Regions from separate parts of the Homo sapiens genome. Here region 2 is linked to region 1. Evidence: read pairs that join two places in POLR2A ChIA-PET (ENCODE). Cell type or tissue: A673. All regions are shown on one strand. Links, peaks and the distances in the headings refer to the core of each region. The heading gives the core; the rest is flanking DNA. Region 1 overlaps LARP7 (La ribonucleoprotein 7, transcriptional regulator). Region 2 has its middle 97 kb from the start of MIR302CHG.

Region 1 (6,833 bases), core at 742-5,741:
AATGCTTCACTCCCATGATTTTCCTGAATAAAATAACAGAGCTCAGTTCTGCCTAAGGTTGATTCCTCTATTTTTTCCTTCTTGTGCTAATAGCACCTAATACATTTTATTTTGTCTAACCAAAACAAAACATTTAACTTGATTTATGAAGAAACTCAATTCTTTTAAAAATTTAACATTTTAATTAGAACCAATCCCTATGGTCTATTGTTCAATGGAAGCTCAGATAGGCAAAGTGGAATGAATAGAATGAACTATTAAACATGTCTGTATAAATCAACATGAAAAGGTATTGAAGGTATTGCAAGTTACAAACTAAGTACAGTGAGAGTTTAGTGTTAAACATTTCTCTAAACTTTATATATATTCATGTAGTATTTTTGCAATTATGTTTTGTTTTTACAGTATAAAAACAAAATCAACACATTTCCAAATAATGTTCAAAACACATTTATTTACTAAATCACCTGACACTGACATCTAAGATAATTTCAACAAATAAAATGTTTAAGAAAAATTGTGGTATACATCATATTTGTCTCTAGAAAAAAGTCTTATTTACAAGTTGAGGAACAAAGATATTTCTTTTAATTAAAAACACATTAATTATGCAGTGCTACCATAATAAAAGTGAATCTCCCAAGAACAGCTCAAGTATCTTGTGAAGTATTAAGAGGTGAACTGTTTTTTTTTTCAATCATATTCAGAAAATCTTATATGTTTACTCGCTTGTTGAGTCTTTGCCAGTCTAATCTTTTCAGCTTTGGTGATTAACTAAAGAGAAATAAATCAAAAATTAAAATGTATTGGATACTCAAAACACACACACACACACACACACACACACACAAAACTATGACTAGAAAAAATTTCACAGCTATCAGCTTAAATGGAAATTTTTTAAAAACAGCGAGAAGATGACAAATGAGATAATTATGCTCAGGTCAAATCAATTACAAATCAAATCTGTTATTAAGGCTATTTACTATTTCCTATTTCTTACACCCTTACATAAATTGTTGAATATTTTTAAGGAAGGCAAATGAAATTACACAGAATAAAAAAGAAAACTGTTTAAAATGTCTAAAATATTCCAAAAGCTTCCTTGAGAAAAAAAAGTTAAAATATTAAACTTTGGAGTAAATGCAAATCTTTTTCTCTAAAAAATATAGATTCTAATGAGTATTCATTTAAATAGTTTTAAAGTGTTTGGTACCATATGGCAATTGGAAGGAATTCACTTTTAGATTAAACTAAAAGCCTATTATTCATCATTGAGGTGAATTAAAATCCAAAGATGTTTAGAACTCTATCATACCCATGCTGCTGTTCACAAATTTTATAAATTCTGCCTTTACCTGCTGAGTATCAGTAATTTTTACAGAAAAGAATTCAAATGTTTTAAAAGCCAAAGAGAAATAAGCTTCATTCTGTCTCTAGTAGCTGTTATCTATTTTTACCAATGTGTTCAAAATCATAGGGCATACTACAAAGATTTAGGCTAGCAAAATGAATAGGAGACATCCCTTTTGGCAGACCTTTCCTTCATCTTCTTGATCTTTTGTGATACATCACTAATTTAATTTACTTGTGTTTAATATATTATTTTAGTTTCGTTTTTTTGAGACAGAGTCTTGCTCTGTTGCCCAGGCTGTGGTGCAGTGGCGCCATCTTGGCTCACTGCAACCTCCACTTCCTAGGTTCAGGCAATTCTCTTGCCTCAGCCTCCCCAGTAGCTGGGATTACATGTGCGTGCCAGCTGGCTAATTTTTGTATTTTTAGTAGACAGGGTTTCAATATGTTGGCCGGGCTGGTCTCCAACTCCTGACCTCAAGTGATCCACCAGCCTCAGCCTCCTAAAGTGCTGGGATTATAGGCATGAGCCACCGTGCCTGGCCCCATAATGTGAATATTAAGAGCCAGAATTTTTTTACTTTTACTCAATTATGGGCCAAATACAACACTATTGTAGAAATATTGGGCTGTCAGGTCAGTAAGGTATTTATGTAACCTTTTGGCAGATTCACTGATGTTCTACTAGTTTTTTTTCTAAGCAATTTCCATTACTTACTAAGATGCTCCTAGTACTCCAACTACACTGGTCTTCTAGTCCCTGACAGTCTTCCCTTCCGGTCTCTGCATTTTCTTTGCTTCTGCCTGAAAAGCTATACTTCTAAACTTTACTGGGGCTTACTCGCTCACTTCCTTATGGGTCTTGGCTGTAACATAACCTTTGCAGAGAGTTTTCCAGACAACCTCAGCTGTTACAATGCTCTCCTGCAATACACTTTATTTTTCTGTCTAGCACTGGTCATCACCTAAACTATATTGTTTATCTGTTAGCTTCATGAAAGTAGGGGACTTTGTGATTCATGGCTTTACCCCAGGTTCCAAGAATGGTGCCTAACACAAGGCACTCAAAAATCATTAGCTGAATTAACTAGCAAACAAGTTGGCTAAACTAATTATGGTCTACTCCTTTTTTCCAACAAGCTTTGCACAGCACTTACTTTCTGTGTTAACCTCCGTTTCATTTCACGACAAGAGTCAACTGGCTACTTCCATAGCTACTTAACAAATTGCGTTAACGACAATCCTGACGTCATAACTGAGTTGTGTTCCAACTCAATTTAAGAACTTCCTAGTCAAAGATGAGCTCTAAATTTTTAAAATGAAAAATAAAAGGTTTATTCCTAGTTTTAAAAATATATAAAATCTAAATGAAATTTCACACCAATTAGAAGGGTATTATTTAACAAAGTGACTTCACTTCAGTTACCAGTTCTGGATTAGTGATTTTAACATTTGAATAATCTCAAACTGGCTTTGAAATTAACACCTCATATCCCTGAAAGAATCCTTGGGAAGCACAGGAGGCTTCCCCACCACAGCAAGTTCAGTCTCCTTTCAAGGAAACAAAATTCACACCTCCCCACAAATCACGATAAATTCTGGGCAATGGTAGAAGAAGGTTGATGAAAAACACTTGCTTTTTAAGTTAGTTTTTTTTTTTTTTTGTATAAATATGACCCCAAATCAACAAGCTTAGATTACAGGAAATAGGACTTTTAACTTGCTCACCTAACAAAAAAGGAAGTTCATCTTTTTCATTTTTCTTACACTTTTATAATATGCATTTCTAAATTTTGATGACTGTAGTTAATATTAGGTATTATGTACCCTACTTTGTTCCAGGCACTTTTAAAATGTACTAACCTTTACATGTATAATAATTTGTTTTAAAACTTTAAGAGACAGGGTCTTGCTATGTTGCCTAAGCTGGAAAGCAGTGGCTATTCCCAGGTGTGATTCCACTACTGATCAGACCAGTATCATTTTAAGTGACAGAAAAATAAAATTACTGAAAGAGGGGCTTGCTTTAAATTATTTAAGCTTGTTTGTATTACCTACTATCTTAGAGAAAGAGGAATAAAGCTTATCGTTGCTATAGGAAACACTATGCATAAAGTCTCTCCATCTTATCTATGGAGCCTCCTATCTTTATAAACTACATTCTGAATACATTGTGTTTTTACCATGAAGATAATCTTTCTATAATCATTTATCACCAAACTACAAGACATAGCAGCCAGATATCAAGACTGTTAAAGTATATCACTGGTTAAAAAGAAAAAATCTAAATTAAAATTATGTATCCTTGTGAGAAAAATAATTCAATTTCATACATTTTGAAATCTAGAGAAATGACTTTTCCCTCCCAACCTAAAACATAGTATATACTCAGTAAATTTTTGTTAGGTAATAGCAAAACTACGATCATTTTATGACTACCTAGTACTGACTTTGGCATTAAACGTTCAAGGAAAGTTTAGTCTAAAAAAACAAAAATGAATCAATTACCTTTTCAGTGCCTCTTTTCTTTTCCCGAGGCTGATTAAGTTTTGCCTGTCTATCAACCAAAATCTTCTGCCAATACCTTTGTTCGTGATCACCTTAAAAACAAACAAAGACTCTGATGGATGAAAAGAAGAACATATCTGAAAAACCATATTCAAGGCATTACATTCTCAATAATAGTAACTAGGACAGTTTTTGATTATATTTAATGCTACTTTACACATATTACAGAATAGAAAAAAAATAGTTAGTTTTGCCAGGTGCGGTGGCTCAAACCTCTAATCCCAGCACTTTGGGAGGGCGAGGAGGGAGGATCACCAGAGGTCAGCCTGGCCAACAAGGCAAAGCCCCTTCTCTACTAAAAATATAAAAATTGCCTGGTGCAGTGGCTCATGTCTGTAATCCCAGCACTTTGGGGGGCCAAGGCAGGCAGATCACCTGAGGTCCGGGGTTCGAGACAAGACCAGCCTGACCAACATGGAGAAACCCCGTCTCTATTAAAAATGCAAAATAGCGGGGCATGGTGGCACATGCCTGTAATCCCAGCTAACCTGGGAGGCTGAGGCAGGAGAATCACTTCAACCCGGGAGGCAGAGGTTGCAGTGAGCCGAGATCGCACCACAGCACTCCAGCCTGGGCAACAAGAGCGAAACTCTGTCTCAAAAAATAAAATAAAAATATAAAAATTAGCCGGGCGTGGTAACACACGCCTGTAATCCCAGCTACTCTGGAGGCTGAGGCAGGAGAATTGCTTGAAACTGGGAGGTGGAGGATGCGGTGAGCTGAGATCACACCACTGTACTCCAGCCTGAGCGACAGAGCAAGACCAAAAAAAAAAAACTAGTTTCATTAGCCAAACTCAGAAAATATATTACTCACAATAAGGATGATAACAAAAAAAAAAGGAAACGTCTATGAAGTTTTACCAGAAAGGATCTCGAGTTTCCAGCAGTGTTTCTTGTTAATTTCTGTATAGGCATTTATTACTGCTTGAGCATCCTCAGGAGTTTTAAATCTAGCATGGCATTCTGTATCCCCTTCTAGCAAATCAACATAAAGAACTTCTGAGATTGCTGCCAAAGTATCCTGCATTAGAGTTAAGTAGAAAGACAAATAAAATTTAAAAAGTTTCACAATAATTCTAAAACTATTCCAATGGTTATGCCAGAATATATTATGTAAATAAAGCATTTTGCAGTCTAATGAGGAGCAAATATCCTGTATCAAATATTTCCTGTAAAGCATGTTCTTAAAAATAGATTTGAATAATATCAACTCTAGTAATTTATTTTCATTTATTTTCTTGAAATCACATCCTTAAAATCTGCACTAGAATGGGAATATTCTATAAGGACAACAGATTTATAGAGCAGAAAGCAGAAATAGTGTCCCCCAACCCCCAAATCAGGAAGCGTTCACATCTGGGAGTAGTATAAGGAATAAAATTAAAAAAAAAAAAAAGGATTAAGGGAGGTTTGTTTTTACTCACCTGTAGAAAATCACTATGACTTTAAAATATGTGTACAAATCATTCCACTTTTAATAACAACTCATGAAAAACAGTTTAACCAAACCTAAAATACTAGATTTCCACATTGTTCAAGAGCTCTTACTTTCTGAAAAAAATACCTAAGTAACCTCTTCTAAACAAGTTGTGGTCACCCAGCAAGGAAAAGTTTTACCTACACTGCCTGCTGTGAGGGCAAATTAACCAGATTCCTGCATTCTTAATCAACTTTTTTTTTCACAGCAGGTTTTACAGAGTATACAATGCATTTATGCAGGAATGTTACACTAATTCCTAATTCATCAACTTCCATTCATAAAGCTAAAGAAGTAACTGGAGATTGCTAAATGGGGGGGGGGGGGAAATCTTATTTATCTTGCCTCCCTTTCGTTTTGACCTAAAATTTCAGACATAACTAATTTACATTACTTTCAGATGTTGAATTTTTAGATGTTTGAATTACGGAAAGAACTGAGCAATACCTGGAAGTATTATTTCATCATAGAATAAGAAAAGTTTATCAGTTAATAATAAAAAATATATAATAAAATCTGTGAGTTTCTAGAAGCCAGGGACTAGATCTTAACTCATCCCAACACTCAGCAACTATCACAAAACAGGCATTTAGTAACTGTTTGCCAAATTAAAAAAAAAAAAACTGCAGAGACTTACACTTGCTAGTCCTTCCCACTTCTTTACCTAGTTAATTAGTACCAAATTTAGATATAAAGCAAGTAAAAAACTCAGTATTGTTGAAATTTGAATGCATTCAGTAGTAGTAATGAGTTTTATAACTGACTTTTGAGCATATTCAATTACTACAACTCAAAAGATATATACTAAATATCCATTATAATGTCAGGCTAATCTCTTGATTTAAAACCCTTAGAATTTAAAACCCATAGAATGACAAATTAGCCTGGTAATCACATGGGCAAGTCACAGACAGTTGTAACCAACACAGCTCAGTTTTTGTTTCAGCAAAATGTAAGTAACTACTAACTGGATTAATGCAGGGATTGATTTTATGATTTTGATGATCATAAATGATGAATTTGTAATTGATAAAGTTACCCTTTAAATAACAGAAGTTATTTAATGAGTTGATTAGAAATAACTCTGAGCAATTTTTGTATTAAATGTTTTGCAATCTGATTAATCAGAGCAGTATTTACATCCCTCAATTTTCAGCTGTCTCCTGAAATGCAAGCTGGTAATAGCAATTTGGATTTGGCCAAATCCTTCACCAACATTGCAAAGAGGATCAAAATTTGTTTCTTAGTGACAGCTATAGGATTGTAGGACAGTATTTCAGATAAGGAGGGCTTACAGATAAACAAACCACCACCTCAATGGTATTCAAGTTAAAACCTGTGACTGATGAGTCTACGTAAAACCAAAACAACATACTAAGTGATGATGAATGTCAGTATAAGAAAATACTTAAAATATGTGGTATGTTACAGAG
Region 2 (5,000 bases), core at 1-5,000, 92 kb before region 1:
AGATAATCCCAAAATTTAGCAACTGTTATGTTCTATGATAAATCTCAGTGTCTAAAATTTGCTTCATTATTATCTATCACTTTCCACAAACATCATGGTACAATCCTAGGAAACACTGCTGTGACTGTTCTCAATCCAGTAACTATTCAGTAGGAGACCATCTCTCTCATAAGCCCTCCAGGGTTGGTGACTGCTGACTCTGAAAAAGTCTGGAGTAAAGAGCTCATGAGTTTCCATACATTTTCTGAATATAACTTTCCTCCCAAAATTCCAAAGTTGGGTCCATAAACAAGTGATTGCCATTAATATCTATGGATCTATTTTTATGCCTGAGTACAAAGTCATTCAAAACATTTTTTCCCACCAGAGACTTGAAACCCCTACATGCACGTTACTCTTGAGACTCAGGCTTTTCCTCCCATACTTTACCAATGATATCACTGGTAACATTACAAATGGTGATAACTGCTCAATGTACAGGTAGCATAGAAGGATGCATGCTTGATCAAAGATGACTTAAAATCATAGGTCAGGCCAGGCGCGGTGGCTCACGCCTGTAATCCCAGCACTGTGGGAGGCCGAGGCGGGTGGATCACCTGAGGTCAGCAGTTCGAGACTAGCCTGGCTAACATGGCCAAACCCTGTCTCTACTAATAATAAAAAAATCAGATGGGCGTGGTGGCACACGCCTGTAATCCCAGCTACTCAGGAGGCCGAGGCCCGAGAATGGCTTGAACCCGGAAGGCAGAGGTTGCAGTTAGCTGAGATTGCGCCATTGCACTCCAGCCTGGGTGACAAGAGCGAAACTCCATCTACAAAATAAATAAATAAATAAATAAAATCATAGGTCCGTCCACTGACTTTATTTTAAAGGACAATCTCTACCTCCAGCTGCTGTTTACTAAGTTGAATATCTGCAATTCTTGTTTCCAATAATTCAAAGCATTTTAAAAGCATGGGTGTGTTTCAAAATGTCCTCCAATCAAGTGGTTTTCAATTGCCTTGCCTCAGGGGACCATAAAATATGTATTTGAGTATCTTGGATTCATCCATCCTCAGACCACATCCAGCACAAAATTACACTGTGAGGAACTTTAGGCCCAACAGCTGCAGGAGTTAGAGGAAGGGAAATAAGGTCAAACAGGAATGTGCTGTCTGTGCATAAAATTAGCATAGCCTTATAGGTTAACATAAGATAAACATAAAGCATGCTAGAAAAAAATCAGGTAAAGGTGAAAATAATATGTCATTAAGCTATGCCTCTCCAGGAATTAAGGACACCAGGTCACTCACATTCCTAAAAGAAATATGTTCCATTAGGCTTGTTATGAGGATGTTCTCTACATTTCCATAGCAGGCTCAAGTCTAACAAGACTGAATTACATCTACCACTGCTTGAGGACCCTGAATTTGATTTTTCATTTGTGCCATATTTACTCTATAAAACCCACAATAACCACTTTAATTTGCTGTATAACCATTATTACATGGTAAGCATGTTTGTCTGTATAGGCACATTTGGTGGTGTTCAGTTCCAGATTTTAAAACTTTGTTTTTTGCCTAAGGTAGCTCCTTGAAAGAAGAGCTCTTCGTGTTCTACATCATACAATATTAATCACCACATTTTCCTGATGCACTGCAGATATTGAATCACTTGGAGGATGCCTTACAAAAAATGTATGAAAACAGCTTTTACTACATCTCAATAGCTAATGTAGAACACATTATAATCTAGGATGATAGCCAAATCCTTTTATCAATGGAAAAAATTAGTAAATATACATCTGATGACATTTCAAGGAACTCTCTAGAATAGAAAACTATAAACCCATTTTGCTAGGACTATTTTGATAACCCCAGCAGTTATCACATATTCAGAAATCCTTACCAACTTCTCACTTTTATCTCACAATATTTCTCCTTTCCAACCCTAGGAGACTGGAGGGTTAAAGTCTGGTATTTAATGTCTTCTGTTACTCCTGTCCTGTCACCCTTTCCCACCTTCTTTTAATTCTCAATATTCTTGATGTTCCAGAAAGTAAAACCAGAAATTAGAGAACCACCATTAAAATAAATCAGATCAGAACCAATTTACTTAATTCTCAGAACTTAATATTTAACTTTCAATTTGAAAAATGAATCCACTCTTAAATGTAGTGCTTTCACATAAAACTTTTCTCTTCCTTTTTCTTTCACAAGCTCAAGAGTTCCTAGGAGAACTCCACCCCCTACTCCCAACAAAAAGGTATTCAGCTAACCAATTATGCACATAAACCACCAATTTTCACATGTAAATATTCTTGTACATTATCATTTTACACATTTGAATGTGATTTTTACATTTAAAGTCCCGTGACAAGGCTTTGGAGATCTCAGCCTGTGGGCTATGGACAGATTAAGATTTCTTTTCTAATGATCATTTCCTTTTGGTGCTAATGTGTTTGTTCCTTATTAGTGCCACTCACTGGCCTGGACTTAAGCCAGATTAAAATAAATTCCTTTGATTTGCCTGGTTTCAAAGACACAAAAGAATTTCCCACTTTGAAAATCCCCACAGAGTTTTGGCTAAAGAATGTGTCACCTCAGGATGTTGATACTCTTCATTATGACTTATGCTGTTAGGAATTCCTCAACCTTAAGAGATAAGGTTGGTGTTGCTCCCTTCTTTTTTAGAAAACTGCAAAGGTAATGTCATCTGCTGTGAGTCTGATACCATTGTTAACTGTGCTTAATTCCTGAAATAATATAATAGAAATTGAAATTTGTTTTAGGGATTTCGTAAATGCGTGACCACAGTTATACAGCCTTAGTTCTACTGCTTAAAATTGGATATTTGAATATATTTGAAGTATTTGCAGAAAAATCACAAAAGCATGTCTTTTTTATCATTGAATATGTCAAGGAATAATTTTAATAAGCTTCATCCAGCTTTCCTATTATGCATGATTAAAATGTAAGTTAATACATAATTCAAAACTATTTTGAAGTTATTAAAATGAAGACATTCCTTTAGATTAATGTGTTAACTGTTTGTTTCTATTTTACAAATCTGCAGATGAAACCAAATTTTATTTAACACTAAAACATGTGATAAGCTAAGGAGCACATCATCTGTATCACTTCAAGAAAATAATGACAGCTTCCTTTATCCAGAAAATTATGCATGTTAGGAGGAGGTCTGTATTCAAAAAGGCATTTTCTTTTTCTCTTTTTTTTTTTTTTTTGAGACAGCATCTCACTCGGTTGCCCAAGCTGGAGTGCAGTAGTGCAATCTCAGCTCACTGCAACCTCCACCTCCCGTGTTCAAGCGATTCTCCTGCCTGAGCCTCCTGAGTACCTGGGTTAGGGATTTTCTAACCCCCAAGATAACTCTACCACCACAATCCAAACAACATTTGAACTTTTTTTTGTTTGTATCATATGTAAGCACTAAGAAAGCAGTTTTAATAGAAATTAAACATATATAGTGTTCTCTTTAAATATATTTAGAAAATTACTCAAGATTAATATAATTTTTCAATTGTTTTAGTTCTTGTACATTTTGATGATCAATAAAAGCTGGCCATACTTGCTAATTTAATTGTCATCCTAAATATATGTAATCCTGTCTAAGAACTTCCAAAATCTCTTTAAGAGTCACTATAGAATTGAAAATATAGTGGATTCCTTTAAAGGGCTGATAGAAGGGGATGGTAGGTGAGTGAGAGGACAGGATTATTGAAAAAAAACAACAATAACAACAACAAGAATGATTTAAAACAACTGAATTCATGGAAATAGAATGAAAAATGGTTATCAGAGACCAGGAAGGGCAGCCAGTGGGGAAGGGGGAGAGATGTGGGGATGGTTAATGGATACAAACATATATTTAGATAGAATGAATAAGATCTAGTAATTGGGGCCGGGCGCAGTGGCTCACACCTGTAATCCCAACACTTTGGGAGGCCAGGGCAGGTGGATCACCGGAGGTCAGGAGTTCGAGACCAGCCTGACCAAGATGGAGAAACCCCATCTCTACTAAAAATCAAAAATTAGCCAGGCATGGTGGTGGGTGCCTATAGTCCCAGCTACTTGGGAGGCTGAGGCAGGAGAATCACTTGAACCTAGGAGGTGGAGGTTGCAGTGAGCCGAGGTCGTGCCATTGCACTCCAGCCTGGGCAACAGGAGCGAAACTCTGTCTCAAAAAAAAAAAAAAAAAAAGATCTAGTACTTGATAGCACAACAGGGTGACTACAGACAACAATAAATTATTGTACATTTAAAAATAACTAAAAGAGCATAATTGGATTGTTTGTAACATAAAAGAAGGATAAATGCTGGAGGTGATGGATACCCCATTTACCTTGATGTGATTATTACGCATTGCATGCCTATATCAAAGTATCTCATATACTCCATAAATATATACACCTACTATGTGCCCACAAAAATTAAAAAGTAAGAAAATAAAAATAGATTTAAAAAAGAATGATAGTTTTTATGTCGGAATTTATGTTTGATGTGTTTATGTGATGTGTTTGTGTTGTGACCTATATAATAGGTGAATGTATGTAATACTTTTCTTTTAGAATTAGTCAAGGAAGAAGTAACCAATGAAGGAAGAAAAAGGCTGATAAATTGACTGTCTGCTTACAAATAATAAAGAAAACATATGATAAATGAATTCAAAGGATTACAGTCCAACTGAGAAAAAACTACTTGATCACATATGACATATAGAGAAAAAGGGCTTACAAATCAATAGAGCAAAACACCAATAGAAAATGACAAAGACTGTCAACAGACATTCACAAATAAGGAAATATAAATGGTTAATAAACTTACAAAAATATGTTTAACCTGATGACAGATGAAGACATACATGTTAATCCACTGAAATGCTTTTTGACGATTATATTGGGAAAGACAAAAATGAGAGAAAAAGCTTAATGTTGGCAAGTATTTGCTAAAGCAGGTACTCTCATATTCTGTAAGTGGGAATACAAATTTGTGCCAAAACT

Evidence for each region. ChIA-PET counts read pairs that join two places held together with the same protein. Peaks named below come from ENCODE experiments on the same cell type or tissue, not always from the same donor. Only the 100,000 strongest peaks of a DNase experiment are listed, where the experiment ranks them.
Region 2: POLR2A ChIA-PET joins it to region 1 with 5 read pairs; 4 of 35 experiments call an interaction of 5 or more read pairs at or near these places.

The regions. Positions count from the first base shown.
Region 1 is chr4:112,651,188-112,658,020 of GRCh38, reverse strand. LARP7 (La ribonucleoprotein 7, transcriptional regulator) reads right to left here. Exons shown (of 13, transcript NM_016648.4): 11 at 4,785-4,944; 12 at 3,862-3,953; 13 at 435-774. The coding sequence ends at 694. Among named protein-coding and RNA genes, the nearest start is that of MIR302CHG, 4.6 kb to the right of the region's middle. In A673, for the core only: no CTCF peak of the experiment used is centred there; no DNase peak of the experiment used is centred there.
Region 2 is chr4:112,744,732-112,749,731 of GRCh38, reverse strand. It overlaps a transcript of ANK2 not described here. Among named protein-coding and RNA genes, the nearest start is that of MIR302CHG, 97 kb to the right of the region's middle. In A673, for the core only: no CTCF peak of the experiment used is centred there; a DNase peak (open chromatin) is centred at 2,491.